Regions from separate parts of the Homo sapiens genome. Here all the other regions are linked to region 5. The links are chromatin contacts, found by Hi-C or POLR2A ChIA-PET in ENCODE. All regions are on one chromosome and are shown on one strand. Each heading gives the region's core, a stretch centred on a gene start or an enhancer-like site at or near the end of the contact. The rest is flanking DNA. Distances are from core to core; before and after follow the strand shown.

Region 1 (2,700 bases), core at 134-2,633, 910 kb before region 5:
TATAATCCCAGCACTTCGGGAGGCCAATGCGGGTGGATCACGAGGTCAGGTGTTCAAGACCAGCCTGGGCAACATAGTGAAACCCTGTCTCTACTAAAAATACAAAAAGTTAGCTGGGCGTGGCTGGGCGCAGTGGTTCACGTCTGTAATCCCAGCACTTTGGGAGGCAGAGGCGGGCAGATTACCTGAGGTCAGGAGTTCGAGACCATCCTGGCCAACATGGTGAAACCCTGTCTCTACTAAAAATACAAAAAATTAGCTGGGCGTGGCTGGGCGCAGTGGCTCACGTCTGTAATCCCAGCACTTTGGGAGGCAGAGGCGGGCAGATTACCTGAGGTCAGGAGTTCGAGACCAGCCTGGCCAACATGGTGAAACCCTGTCTCTACTAAAAATACAAAAATTAGCCAGGCATGATGGCACATGCCTGTTATCCCAGCTACTCGGGAGGCTGAGGCAGGAGAATTGCTTGAGCCTAGGAGGAAGAGGTTGCAGTGAGCCGAGATCATGCCACTGCACTGCAGCCTGTCCTGCAGAGCGAGACTGTCTCAAAAAAAAAAAAAAAAAAAAAAAATTAGCCGGGCGTGGTGGCGGGCACTTGTAATCCCAGCTACTTGGTAGGCTGAAGCAGGAGAATCGCTTGAACCTGAGAGGCAGAGGTTGCAGTGAGCCAAGATCGTGCCACTGCACTCCAGCCTGGGCAACAATGTGAGACTCCGTGTCAAAAAAAAAAAAAGTTAACTGGGTTTGGTGGTGTGTGCCTGTGATCCCAGCTACTCAGGAGGCTGAGGTGGGAGGACTGCTTGGGCCCAAGAGGTGGAGGATGCAGTGAGCCATGACTGTGCCGCTGCACTCCGGGCTGGGTAAGGGAGTAAAGTAAGTCTCAAAACAAAAACAAACTCATTTTCTGAGTGTCTTCAATGTGCCACATGCTGGTTCACAAAGGTGAAAAGCCACAGTCTTGCTCTGAAGCAGTATTAAGTCAAGCAGGGAGGCCGGGCGCCATGGCTTACGCCTGTAATCCCAGCTACTTCGAAGGCTGAGGCAGGAGAATCGCTTGAACCCGGGAGGCGGAGGTTGCAGTGAGCCGAGATCGCGCCACTGCACTCCAGCCTGGGCGACAGAGCGAGATTCGGTTTAAAAAAGAAAAAAAAAAAAGAACGGAAAAGAAAGGGGCGGGGGCAGGATTAGGCATCGTGGGGCCAAGATGCTTGATCTCACCTGAACCAGTGCTGAACCAGCCGACTGGGAAGAGGAGCCGCTTGGGGGCGACCGAGAGCCCATCCGTTTCCCCTTTAAGACCAGAGCGGAAGACTACAGTGAGAAGGCCCTTTGTGTCGGCGGGAAAGAAATATGCCTGCCCCTTTAAGAAGGCGGAGACGCCCCAGTGGCGGCGTCTTCGAATGCGGCCTAAGGCGCCTGCCGCCAGTCTCCTGGCGACTTTCCCTATATCGCAGAGACTCATCCCTCTGACCCCAGCCCGGAAGCACTGTCCCTCGGAGTCCGAGACTTCCACCTGGGTCGTGTCCAAGGCCCCGGCGACTCCCCGGACTCGGGGTGCCGGGCCAACCTCCCCGCCGAGGCCCACCCGCCGTCGCTATGGTAATGCCGCGCCCAGCTTGGGGGCTGGCGGGCCGCAGGGCCCCCTGGCCTCCGGAACTGCTCATGGGGTTCCAGCCCCTCGCCCGCGCAAGTTGCAGGACCGGGGTCTGGGTGGGGGTTCGGCGGAGTCGGGAGACCTGGGCTGTCGTCAGGGCTTGTCATGGACGCGCCGGAGACCCTGAGAAAGCATTCTCCTCCCCCGGGCCTCAGTTTCCCTCCTGTTGCCTTCCTACCCTCCTGGGAAACCCCCCTTTCCAGTGCGCTCAGACGTCACTACCGCTTGGGTCCATCCCTTTCCCCTCCCCGCCCCACACTTTCTACTTTTTTTTTTTTTTTTTTTGGACGAAGTCTCGTTCTGTCGCCCAGGCTGGAGTGCAGTGGCGTGATCTCTGCTCACTGCAACCGTCGTCTCCCGCCCACCCCTTTCACTCTGACCCTTAGAGTCTTGGGAACTGTATCGCCAGCTGTAGCTCCTGCGGCTCTGGCATCTGGGGTTAGGCACCACCTCTGATCTGGGTTTGACACTCATCAGGAACTGGCTACAGCAGCCCTGCTGGCTAGAAAGAAGGAACCGTGGACTGGGGCATCCTACTCTCCTGGGACCCTAGTTTTTGGGCCTTGGATTAGGTAGGGAAACTACTGGCTTCATTTGCAGAAACAATGCCACTGTGCAGACATGTTTGGATTTATGGTAGTTTCTCTTATGTTTGACATAAGATTGGTCAGGCGAAACCTTTGGGATATTGCAAAATCCTTAGGCCCAAGCCAGGGGCCGTGGCTGACACCTGTTTTTGTTTGTTTGTTTTTTTGAGACAGAGTCTCACTCTGTGGCCCAGGCTGAAGTGCAGTGGTGCGATCTCCGCTCACTGCAACCTCCACTTCCCAGGTTCAAGCAATTCTCCTGCCTTAGACTCCCAACAAGCTGGGATTACAGGCGGGCACCACCACCCCAGCTAACTTATTTCTATTTTTAGTAGAGACGAGGTTTCACTTTGTTGGCCAGGCTGTTCTTGAACTCCTGGCCTCAGGTGGTCCACCCGCCTTGGCGTCACAAAGTGCTGGGATTACAGGAGTGAGCCACCATGCCCAGCCTGTGGCTGA
Region 2 (2,809 bases), core at 88-2,587, 550 kb before region 5:
CACAAGGCTTTTTAACAGCCCCCAGATCCCTTACTGCTGCAAAACTTCTCATAAGCGTTCTATGTACTAGACTGTTAACAGTGCTGAGTTAAAATTGTTAAACTGCTTTACCTATTTATTTACCAATCCTATCATCTCAGGGAATTCAAACTCTTTAAACTGCCTTCTGAAACACATCTAGAGTGCTTTCGTACTGCTTTGAGTAGGATCTGCAGCGGGATAAAAACTTGAGTTCTGAGATTCATCCCGACCCAAATTGCAGTTGCCAGGATATGCGGTAGTAATGCAGTGTTTTTTTTTTTTTTTTGAGACTCTACGGATGTATTTTACCTAGAAATAGCCAATCTCTACTAAATCCCTTTTAGTCTTCGAGATTTCCGCGGTAACAATTTCAACAGAAAGGTATTTTCAACAGCGAAAAAACAAGTTATTCTAATTTGGCCTTTATTTTTTACTCAATAGAGCTTGCCATCGTAAGGGCATTTTTCCATACTAACATTTGCAATTGAAGAAAGAAAAATCAAGCTTTTGGCACTAGTGACCCCATGCGTGGACGGCCTATTATCATCACGCTTCTCACAAATCTTTCGAGATAGGATTTGAGGTTAGGCTCACATCGGATCATAGTCCAGTAACTTACTGCTTTCCAAGCCCAATTAACAGCCTAATAACAGCAACACTTATGCCCCGCGAAATCTCAATGTATGACTAACCAATAAGGCGTCTGATAGCGAAGGCAACCTTTTCCCAGGTAAGGAAGAGGAAAAGCAGACAATGAAAGGAATTGATTTATCACAGTGAAGAAAGAAAAGAGAAGGACCCCAAAAGGATCCGTGAGAGCAAAATCCCGGGGTTCGGAAGCCTTGGCCTCAGCAATACTCTCCCCCAAGCCCTCTCAGCCCAACCCAACCACCCCTCTTGTCCCCTGGGAGCCAGCCCTTCGCCGGCACAGATCGGGCAGACCTGGAGGGCACAGCCCCTCACACGGCGCTCAGGCCCGGTTCCGAAATCCGATGCCAAACAGGCGGAAGCCGCAAGCCCCGCGGCCTGAGTTTCAGGGGTAAGAGAATGCGGGTGCGAGGAGATGCGGCCTCCCTCAAGCCGGGAGGCCTCTTGAGAAAGCAGAGACGGGAGAAGAGCGAGCTGGTTCGCAAGTCGGAGCAAAACTGGAAGGAAAGAGGGCTGGGAGCCGGAGATGAAGGAGGTTCTGGGCTAGACCAGCGCCTTCCCCGCATCCTCGGCGACGCCCGTGTTTACCTGAAAGTCTCGGTCTTCGTTGAAGCGGGAGAAGCGGTCCGCCATTTTGCCGCCTTCACTCCTCTCAGGACGACGCTCTCCGGTTCGCTCCTTCCCTCCTGCGACACCCACCCCTCCCCGGTTCCCCGCCTCCTCCCACGCCCACCGGGCGCGCGCAGCCGAGGGAGGGAGCGAGAATGCGCGTCCTGACGGGAGCCCCGCGGCGCAGGCGCCTGCCAGCCCTGGAGGCTGACCCTTCCCTCTAGCCCCTGCTCCGCGCGCGACCCGGAGCGACCCCGGTGGCCGCGCGTGCGCACTCCCGCCCGAGAGCCGCGAGAGCTTCCGGAGGGAAAGGTCAGAGGGGGCACCGTGCGGACAAATCTGGATGTTTTGCTGTTGCTCACTTCCGGGTGTCTTTTCTCACTGTTGCTTCCCCGTGTGCGCAGAAGTCCATCGTCTTCACTAAATAGCAGCATAATGTTGGGCCGAAAGCGCGACCTTAGAGCCAGACTGCTTAGCTTCGAATCTCAGCTCACCCTGAGGATTCAACGGTGAACGAGACAGGAATGATCTCCTCTTATGGGGATTTCATTCCAGTGGAAGAACTCACATAACTCGTAAAATAAATATTTTTAAATATCAACAAGTGCCACAAAAAAGTAAAACTGGCCACAGTGCTGAGAGGGACAGTCTCTGAAAGGACCTTTGACCGAGGCACAGCGAGGAGCCTACAGCATTGGGGCATAGGGAACGTTAGACCCAAAGGCCCAAAGACTGCAAGGAGCTTGACTTCGAGCCATCCTTTGAGAGAAGTATTTCACAAGGGACCGAAGTTGATCCAGATCGACTAAAGCTCTCTGGGCTTCAGTTTCCTTTTTATACAATAGGGAAATTGGATTCAGTAATCTCTGATGCTCCTGCCTAGCGCTGACTATGAGAGTCAAGAATCGGATTTTTCCATCCCTTCTGAGGACCTCACCCAGTGCTCCAGGACTCTTAGCCAAAATACATAAAACACATAGAAGGGTGGCAGGACTTCTCTCCTTTTGAAAAGAGTAGTTGACAGAAATCACACAATGGAAAAATGGGTCTTACCCTGCCCTGAAAGAGTCAAATGGAATGTAATTTTTTGAGGAAGGGTGTGTATTTTCTAGCTGTTACCCTTTGCCCCACCCATGCTTCAGCCTACGCTTCCATCTAAGGGGAGGCAGGGCACACAGAATTCAAACATTGTATTCTTTTTTTTTTTTTTTTTTTGAGACGGAGTCTCGCACTGTCGCCGGAGTACAGTGGCGCAATCTCGGCTCACTGCAACCTCCGCCTCCCAGGTTCAAGAGATTCTCCTGCCTCAGCCACCCTAGTAGCTGGGATTACAGGCGCCCACCACTAAGCCCAGCTCATTTGTTTTTTTTTTTTTTTGAAAAGGAGTCTCACTCTGTCGCCCAGGCTGGAGTGCAGTGGCGCGATCTCGGCTCACTGCAAGCTCCGCCTTCCGGGTTCACGCCATTCTCCTGCCTCAGCCTCCCGAGTAGCTGGGACTACAGGCGCCCGCCACCAAGCCCGGCTAATTTTT
Region 3 (2,700 bases), core at 143-2,642, 830 kb before region 5:
AAAGCCACCTCACCCTTTGGAAGACATACCAGTTCCCACTCAGGAAGGCTGAGAGGTGAACGACTAACGACTTTCTAACCGCCCAGAGTAGAAGGGGGCAGGTCCACACTCTGAGAGACTCAGCCATGACCTTATTAGACTTAAGGGGTCTATGGGAATGGGAGTGCGCCCCTCCTCTTCCTCGTGACCCCCTCCCCCAGCCCCTGCAGCCCGGCTCCGCGGCGCGCGCCCTCCCCTGGCCACGCGAGGGCCTGCTCCTAGCTCCCGCGTGCAGCGAGCGCCCGCCCTCCGCCCCGCTTCCCAACCCCAGCCAAAAAAAAAAAAAAAGAAAAAATCTCCTCCTCCTCGGAGCGCCCGCCCCGGGGAGGCCCCAGGCTGGAGGGCGGGGGAAGAGGAAGGGCGGGTAAAGGGCGCGCGCGGCCACGGAAGCGGGCACGCGCCCCAGTCTCCTCCTCCCGCCTCCCCCCGGCCGGTTCCCCCCGCCTCCGCAACCCGGCGGGGACCCGGACGCAGCGCAGCCGCCGCCAGCCCCGGAGCGGAGCGGCCGCACCGCCCCCGGGGACCGGATCCGGATTCCCGCCGCTCCCCCCTCCCGGGCTCCCTTCGCCGTCCCCGCCCGCACAGGCGGGCAAGCAGCCGGAGAGAAGCGGCCTAGCCTGCCCCCCGCCCCCGAGCCACCCACCCCGGCCAGAGGCGCCGCCACCGCCCAGCCACCCCGACGCGCACGGAGGAGCCCGGCACAGAGGCGCGACCGCGGCGGGAACCGCCGCCTCCTCCCCCGAGCCTGCGGCCCAGCCCCGCCGGCGCCCCCGCCCCGGCCTCCGGGGAGCCGAGCCAAGGAGAGGGCGGGAGGACGGCGGCCGGGAGGCGGGGGCGCAGCGCTCACCGGCCCCGCCGCCCCCTCCGGCGGCCGGGGAGAACTGCGCCTGCCGGCTCCGAGAAGCGCGGGCTCCTCCGCCAGCGGCCGGGGCTCGGCTCAGGCCTCGCTTCCTGCCTTCCCCTCCCCCGGCTCTCGGCGTCCTCCCAAGTGCCCTGGTCTGCTCGCGCCCGGTCGCCTGCTCGGTGGTCGCTTCGGGTCCCCGCTGGGCGCCCACCGCACCCCGCGGTTCGCTCCCGCCGTCCGGCCCCGACCCCAGCGCGCGTCCTCAGCCGCCTCGGTTACCCGGCGCAGCGCGGCCTCCGGGCTTCCCGCTCCAGCGGCTCCCTCCCTGGCTCTGAGTGGCGGCGCCCTCCCCCGCTCGGCCGGGCACAGCCGCAGCTCCCTCCCGCGGCGGCAGCGGCTCCTCCTCCGGGCGAGGCGGCGGCGCTGGGGCGGCGGCTGCTGCTGCTGTGGCGGCGGCGGCGGCGGCGGCGGCTGTGGCTGCTGCCTGCTGCTCCTCGCGGCGAAAAGCACAAAGCACAGCGCCCTCCGCCTGCAGGCAGCCCGCCCGCCGCCGGCCCCGGCCTCAGCTCGCACACCCCCCGCCGCCGCCGCAGCCTCAGCCGCCGGAGCGGGGAGGAGGAGGGAGAAGGGAGGAGGAGGAGCGGGAGGGGGGGCGGGAGAAGCGGGGCAGCGAGCGCGTCCTTCCCCGTAGAGCGCACACCGACCCCCGGGGAGCGAGCGCCAGCCCGCCCGCCTCGCCGGCTCCGCTCCCTCCCACAGCCTGCCCGGGCGGGCTCCGCGGGGGGCAGCTGGGAGGAGGGGCGGGAGCTGGGGGGACCCGGGCGGCCGAGGCGGAGGGAAGGAAGGAGGGGAGGGGGGTGGTGGTGGTGGTGCTGGCGGCGGCGGCGGCTGCTGCTGCTGCTGCTGCCGCCGCCGGGGAAGGGGGGGGGGGCCGGGGCAGGGAGACACGCAGCCGCCCGGATGGCGGCGGGGCTCGGAGCCTAGGCGGGCGGGCGGGCGCCGAGAGCGACCTCGCCAGACCCGCGGGGGAACTAGCAGGCTTCGCCGGCGAGGGAGGGCCGAGGTGCGGCCGCGGAGAGGGTGCCCGGAGGTGCCCCCGGCGTCCGGGGAGGCTCGGGGGGCGCCCACAGCCCTGCTCCGGAGCTCTCCCCCAAGTTCTCCCAGCTCAGACTAGGGCTTCCAGGCCAGCTCTCTCCCGCCTCCCGGAGCGAGCGGTCCGCGCCCACCCTCATCCCCCGGAGCGTGGCCGCTGGTTTGGGGCGCACGCACGCCGATCGCGGCGTCCAGCTTCGGTGCCTACCTCGCGGTCCTCTCCTTGCCGAACGGCACATACGAAACTTAAAAAAAAACCCGAAAACTAAAACCTCTGCATTAAAAAAAAAAAATCCCCGTTGCTCTTTACACCCCGGAAACGGCAAGGGAACGACGGGCTCCGGCGGAGGGGCCGCTGTGGGAGCCGGTTCAATCCAGCCCGGCATGGTTCTCCAGGCCTGCCCGGGCGCATGAAGATCGGCGCCGCCGCCACTCGTAGCAACCCCTCTCCCCCGAAATCCGCGGCTCCCGGGCTCACTTACCGAGCGTGTGGATGGGAGCGCAGGCCGGGGGCACCTGGGAGCACGGCGGGCCGAACAGTCGAGCCGCAGCTCCGCTGCAGCCGACGCCGGGGCAGCGAGTCGCCAGACAAAGCCCGAGATGGCGAAGCGGAGCGACGGCTAATGGCGAGCCCCACGCGCCGCGCTCCGCCCGCCCCGCTCCGCCCGCCCGCCCGCCCGCCTCGGCGCAGCGCAGCGCCGCTCCGAGCGCTTGCCCGTCAGAGC
Region 4 (2,834 bases), core at 96-2,595, 710 kb before region 5:
GGAGACTAGGAAGCCACTTCTCTTTCGACAGCCCCCACCACAGCCCAGCCCGTGCCAGGCACCCAGCAGCTCCTGAAGCCCACTGGCATTGAACATGGCATTCAATCCCTGCCAAGCCTGCCCTTCCCATCTGGTTTCCCAGGGCTCTTCCCAACACCTCCTCCTCCACCTGCCAGTTAAAATCTTCCCAGACTCAGCTCAAGGAGATGCTCCTAAGGTGGAATGAAATCTCTTCTTCCCCACCTGGAGACAATCTACTTCCTCTCCCTACACCTGGCAACTGGCGCACAACCTTGTATCTTAAATTAGATTCAGCCTGAGACTGTCTCCCACCAATCCCTGCTCCCTGTCCTGCTGAGCACCTTGAGGAAAGGGCTTTGGGGCTGTTTATCTTTGTCCTGGAAACCATCCTTCAACTCACTCTGGGGCCTGCCTAGCATGTCAACCGAGTTTGGAGAATAGGGCAGAATAGGGCAGGACAGGACAGGACAAGACAGGGCAGGATAGGATAGGAGCGAGCCAGCTCAGTAGCTCACATTTGTAATCCCAGCGCCTTGGGGGGCTGCGGTAGGAGAATCGCTTTGGGAGCAGGAGTTGCAGGCCGCAGTGAGCTATGATCAGCTTGGGCGACTGAGCGAGACCCTGTCTCTAAAACAAACACACAAGTCCGGGCGCGGTGGCTCATGCCTGTAATCTTAGCACTTTGGGAGGCCGAGGTGGGCGGATCACGAGGTCAAGAAATCGAGACCATCCTGGCCAACATGGTGAAACCCCGTCTCTACTAAAAATACAAAAATTAGCTGGGCGTGGTGGTGCGCGCCTGTAGTCCCAGCTACTCGGGAGGCTGAGGCAGGAGAATCGCTTGAACCCGGGAGGCAGAGGTTGCAGTGAGCCGAGATCGTGCCACTGCACTCCAGCCTGGCGACAGAGTGAGACTCCGTCTCAGAACAAACAAACAAAAGGATAGAAAGGCGAGCACAAATATTCCCAATTCATAACACTCCCTCGCACTGTCAATGCCCCAGACACGCGCTATCATCTCTAGCAAACTCCCCCAGGCGCCTGCAGGATGGGTTAAGGAAGGCGACGAGCACCAGCTGCCCTGCTGAGGCTGTCCCGACGTCACATGATTCTCCAATCACATGATCCCTAGAAATGGGGTGTGGGGCGAGAGGAAGCAGGGAGGAGAGTGATTTGAGTAGAAAAGAAACACAGCATTCCAGGCTGGCCCCACCTCTATATTGATAAGTAGCCAATGGGAGCGGGTAGCCCTGATCCCTGGCCAATGGAAACTGAGGTAGGCGGGTCATCGCGCTGGGGTCTGTAGTCTGAGCGCTACCCGGTTGCTGCTGCCCAAGGACCGCGGAGTCGGACGCAGGTAGGAGAGCGGCCGCGCAGACCTCTCGCCTGCTCCTGCCCAGGGGCCCGCCAGGGCCATGTGAGCTTGAGGTTCCCCTGGAGTCTCAGCCGGAGACAACAGAAGAACCGCTTACTGAAACTCCTTGGGGGTTCTGATACACTAGGGGGAGTTTTATGGGAAAGAGGAAGCAGTAATTGCAGTGACGCCCCGTTAGAAGGGGCTTTCTACCTCCCCAGCATTCCCCCAAAGCAGGGACCACACCATTCTTGACCCAGCTCCACCCCTGTCGGTAGGTGCTGGCTTCTTCCCCTCTCCTGGTGGTGGTGGGTGGTTCCCGCGGCGGCCTGGAGCCGGAGGGGCGCGCGACCCTGGGCTGGGAGCTCCGAGGGCCTGGGAACGAGACCTGAGACCTTGGCTTCTCGAAGGTAGTAGGGACTTGGGAGTGGTGACTGAACCTGGTCTGGCTCCTCCTTACTTCCTCTTGTTGCGGGTGGGACGAGCTAGCTTCCGCCTCTCCCAGCCACTTTTTCCTGCTCATTTGCAGCTAGGTTGGCTCCCCTTTTGGGAATTTCCTCTCCCCTTGGCACTCGGAGTTGGGGGGTGCCACCTAGTGGAAGATAACGGAGCTAGGGTCTTGAAGAGGCTGCTGTCCCCTCTGGCTGTTTTGGCGGTGTAGGGTGGCATGAGAGACTGCGACTCGCCTCCTCATCCCTGTTTCTGTATGCGAGTGCTTGTATTCAGTAGAAGCATACACTATACTCCCTCAATTTAGGGTAAACAGGAGGGGCCACATGCACAGGTAATTCACCAGGGAGCCGAACACTCCTGTGCAGACAGACTCCCCTTCCCAGCAAGCCATGGCAGCGGACAGCCTGCTGAGAACACCCAGGAAGCAGGCGGTGCCAGCTGCAGGTGCTTTGCCTGGGAGCTGTGGGGCTGAGGAGAGGGTCCACTGTCCAGGACCAGTGAACTTCATCCTTATCTGTCCAGGAGGTGGCCTCTTGGGGATGCTGAGTTAGGGGAGGGGCACTTGAGGAAAGCCAGGTGGAGCAGAGAGGATGTGAGTGACTGGGTGGGTGAGATTTCCTGCCCCTCCCCCCGCAGTGGTATCCACACCTAGACTCGTGGGGTAACTGAGGCACAGACAGAGAGCAACTTCTCAGGCCCTCACAGTTGGCAATTCTAGGATTAGGACCCAAGTGCGATTTTCAGGCAGTCCCTGTACCCTGTTTCTGTTGTACCTGTTGCACCATTCCCAGGCACTGCCCATCGTGCCACTAGTGATATGAACCCAGGTCCAATACGCTCTGGGGCCATCAAAGCCTGACGTCACCATGACCTGATGTGTGACGTGTTATAGGTGTCCCTTGGTATCTTCACGGAACTGGTTCCAGGACCCCAAAATCTGTGGGTGCTCAAGCCCCTGAGATAAAATGGTGTAATATTTGCATATAACCTATACATACTTTAAATC
Region 5 (2,700 bases), core at 183-2,682:
CCGGCTAATTTTTTTGCATTTTTAGTTGACACGGGGGTTTCACCATGTTGACCAGGCTGGTCTCGAACTCCTAACCTCGGGTGATCCACCCTCCTCAACCTACCAAAGCGCTGGGATTACAGGCGTGAGCCACCGTGCCCGGCCCAGAGGGTAATTTTCAAAACAAAGCTAAGTTCGTGGCTTGCCTGCCTTCAGCTATCAGCCCTCTTCTTCTCTCCTTAAGGTACAGGCACCAAGAGGGGCTCGGAGACCATTTAAACGTTATTTACCAAGGGGACAGATTCAGACCTTGGTGAAGACAGACAGAGGAGGATTTGGTGGGAATTTAGGGCCCTGCTGAGACAAAAACCACCCGAACCCGTCTGTCCACTTTCTATCCATCTACCAGATCTCTAGCATTTCACCCCTTTCCCCAGGCCTATGCCAGCACTGTGCCACACCAACTCAATCTTGATTTATTCAGGTAAAATGAGCACTCTCCCTCCTGCAAAAACAAACACGTTTAAGACATAAAACATATTCAAAGGCTTCCATTTCCTCACCGTTAGAATTGAGACTTAATGTCAAAGTTCACTTGGGTAGGTTGAATCATTTTCCCACAACTAAGGGAGAGTGAAAAATCTTTGAAAACTCTGTAAGCAAACACCTGAAATGCCAACGCCTCCTTTGCGGAGCTGGGGAAGGAAGAGACGGGTGGCCGGATGGCCTCCCTCACTAGTTGGTGGGCGTGAGATCCACGCCGCCCCAGTCCCGGGGGCCTTCACTAAAACCTTAACTGGCCTCCCAGGGGAGAGGGAAGCGGAGGAGAGGGGTCTGAAAATCGGAGATGATCACTCAGCTCAACAGTAAAGCACTTTATACCCACCCTATGGGACAGATACTGTAGCTTTATTCCCATTTTTCAGATGAGCAAACTTGGGATCGGAAAGATACCCCAAGGTCACACAACTGAAGTGGCAGAAGCTAGATTCAAGAATCAATCGGCCCGCAAAGTTCTAAAGGGCAGTGGCTTTGGTCTGATCCTGAGTTTGAATCCACAATCTCCAGCCCTTTCTAGCTGTAAACCTTCCTGCGCGTCCTCAGCCGTAAAACAGAGGAAATAACACGTTGCTTGGTAGGGTTGCTGTCAAGACAATGGGCCGTGGATATAAAAGCACTTGCCTTAGTGCTGGCCGCATACGACGCGCTCAATACATCGTAACTCAGGCTTTCAAAAGAGGCCCGTACGCCCCACTAGGCCGCGAAATTGGGTCGCCCGGGGCGGTGGCAGCCCCGCGTAGCAGCCGCGGCCAGGGCCCGCCCCCTCCCCGGCGCCCGGCTGGCTCTCACCGGCCCGCGTGGCGCGCTACGTACCCAGCGCCTCCGCCGTGGCCCAGGCCTCCGCCTCTAGCCCAATCTCCGCAGCGCTTACAGGCCGGCTCAGCGGGCGAGGCGGGACCTCGGGAGCGCGCGCCTGCAGACCGGACGTCCGGCCAGCAGGCGGGGCCGGGAGAGGTTGGACGGGCGGGGCCGGGAGAGGTTGGGTGGGCGGGCGGGGCCGGGAGAGGTTGGGCGGGCGGGCGGGCGGGGCCGGGAGAGGTTGGGCGGGCGGGCGGGCGGGGCCGGGAGAGGTTGGGCGGGCGGGCGGGCGGGGCCGGGAGAGGTTGGGCGGGCGGGCGGGCGGGGCCGGGAGAGGTTGGGCGGGCGGGCGGACGCGGGAGAGGTTGGGCGGGCGGGCGGACGCGGGAGAGGTTGGGCGGGCGGGCGGACGCGGGAGAGGTTGGGCGGGCGGGCGGACGCGGGAGAGGTTGGGCGGGCGGGCGGACGCGGGAGAGGTTGGGCGGGCGGGCGGACGCGGGAGAGGTTGGGCGGGCGGGCGGACGCGGGAGAGGTTGGGCGGGAGAGGTTGGGCGGGAGGGCGGCCGGACGGACGCGGGAGAGGCCGGCGGGGAGAGCTCGGCCCCGGAGCACGGCACAGAGGTCCCCCGCAACCCCCGACCCGGAGCCATAAATTTTCCTTTCCCCGGAGCCGGGAAGGAGAGGGAGAGAGAGGAGAGGGGCAAAACTGCAGGGTCCTAACTTCGGATATAAAGCTCGGCCACTCGCTACTTGTGCAGCCTTGGCAGAGGTGATCATGAGCACTTTCCACCTGCCAGGTCCTAAGAGCACTTTGTGGGATTATCTCAGCCCGCACAGTCCGCAGGGTGGATACTATCATCATCCCCATTTTACACAACAGGAAACTATGTTTAGCGGTTAATCCATTTGCCCTCTCATACAAAGTCATGTGATTGCAGAGCCCGCATCCTGTCCATACAAGCCTAGCAAGCCACTCAGCCTCTCATCCTGTCTCCTCTCAAAGTGGGGATAATCGCAGCCGTGCAGCGTTGTTGAAAGAATACATAAAAGCCGGGCACGGTGGCTCACACCTGTAATCTCAGCACTTTGGGAGGATCACTTGAGCCCAGGAGTTCGAGACCAGCCTAAACAAGAGTGAGACTAACCCCCGATCTCTACAAAAAAAAAAAACAAAAAACAAACTAGCCAGGCATGGTGACAGTGTGGTCTCATTTACTCGGGAGGCTGAGGCAGGAGGATGGCTTGAGCCCAGGAGGTCAAGGCTGCAGAGAGCCATGATGGTACCACTGCACTCCAGCCTGGGCAACAAAACGAGACCTTGCCTCAAAAAAAATAAAGCATCTAGGCCGGGCGCTGTGGCTC

The links. A loop is a pair of places that touch in the nucleus more often than their neighbours do. ChIA-PET counts read pairs that join two places held with the same protein, here RNA polymerase II (POLR2A). Pooled maps may share reads with other maps.
Region 1: a pooled map shows a loop between it and region 5 (18-fold over the local background). The contact joins the promoter of HROB here to the promoter of DCAKD in region 5. A Hi-C loop is called at or near these places in 7 of 50 pooled maps. POLR2A ChIA-PET finds 5 or more read pairs at or near these places in 2 of 52 experiments (GM10248 and activated naive CD8-positive, alpha-beta T cell).
Region 2: a pooled map shows a loop between it and region 5 (8-fold over the local background). The contact joins the promoter of GPATCH8 here to the promoter of DCAKD in region 5. A Hi-C loop is called at or near these places in 1 of 168 maps with a recorded cell type or tissue (CD8-positive, alpha-beta T cell), 3 of 37 single-sample maps with no recorded cell type and 13 of 50 pooled maps. POLR2A ChIA-PET finds 5 or more read pairs at or near these places in 2 of 52 experiments (IMR-90 and activated T-cell).
Region 3: a loop to region 5 is called in a pooled map, with 5 times the contacts of the local background. The contact joins the promoter of UBTF here to the promoter of DCAKD in region 5. A Hi-C loop is called at or near these places in 2 of 37 single-sample maps with no recorded cell type and 10 of 50 pooled maps. POLR2A ChIA-PET finds 5 or more read pairs at or near these places in 1 of 52 experiments (IMR-90).
Region 4: a loop to region 5 is called in a pooled map, with 5 times the contacts of the local background. The contact joins the promoter of GRN here to the promoter of DCAKD in region 5. A Hi-C loop is called at or near these places in 7 of 37 single-sample maps with no recorded cell type and 7 of 50 pooled maps. POLR2A ChIA-PET finds 5 or more read pairs at or near these places in 2 of 52 experiments (H1 and activated B cell).

Annotation. Positions count from the first base shown.
Region 1 is chr17:44,140,547-44,143,246 of GRCh38, forward strand. HROB (homologous recombination factor with OB-fold) reads left to right here and starts at 1,384. Exons shown (of 10, transcript NM_001171251.3): 1 at 1,384-1,599. The coding sequence starts at 1,597. RefSeq lists an enhancer at 1,139-1,308 and silencers at 1,609-1,668, 1,915-2,209.
Region 2 is chr17:44,502,069-44,504,877 of GRCh38, forward strand. GPATCH8 (G-patch domain containing 8) reads right to left here and starts at 1,338. Exons shown (of 8, transcript NM_001002909.4): 1 at 1,258-1,338. The coding sequence starts at 1,302. RefSeq lists an enhancer at 1,072-1,171 and a silencer at 1,272-1,621.
Region 3 is chr17:44,218,283-44,220,982 of GRCh38, forward strand. It overlaps UBTF (upstream binding transcription factor), which reads right to left and starts at 1,393. Exons shown (of 21, transcript NM_014233.4): 1 at 1,163-1,393; 2 at 1-14. All of the region lies in intron 1 of ATXN7L3-AS1 (ATXN7L3 antisense RNA 1), which reads left to right. RefSeq lists silencers at 120-289, 340-1,359, 1,119-1,283, 1,410-2,099, 2,610-2,700.
Region 4 is chr17:44,343,957-44,346,790 of GRCh38, forward strand. GRN (granulin precursor) reads left to right here and starts at 1,346. Exons shown (of 13, transcript NM_002087.4): 1 at 1,346-1,378. RefSeq lists enhancers at 1-317, 1,469-1,618.
Region 5 is chr17:45,050,200-45,052,899 of GRCh38, forward strand. It overlaps DCAKD (dephospho-CoA kinase domain containing), which reads right to left and starts at 1,433. Exons shown (of 5, transcript NM_001288655.2): 1 at 1,162-1,433. RefSeq lists a silencer at 1,074-1,573.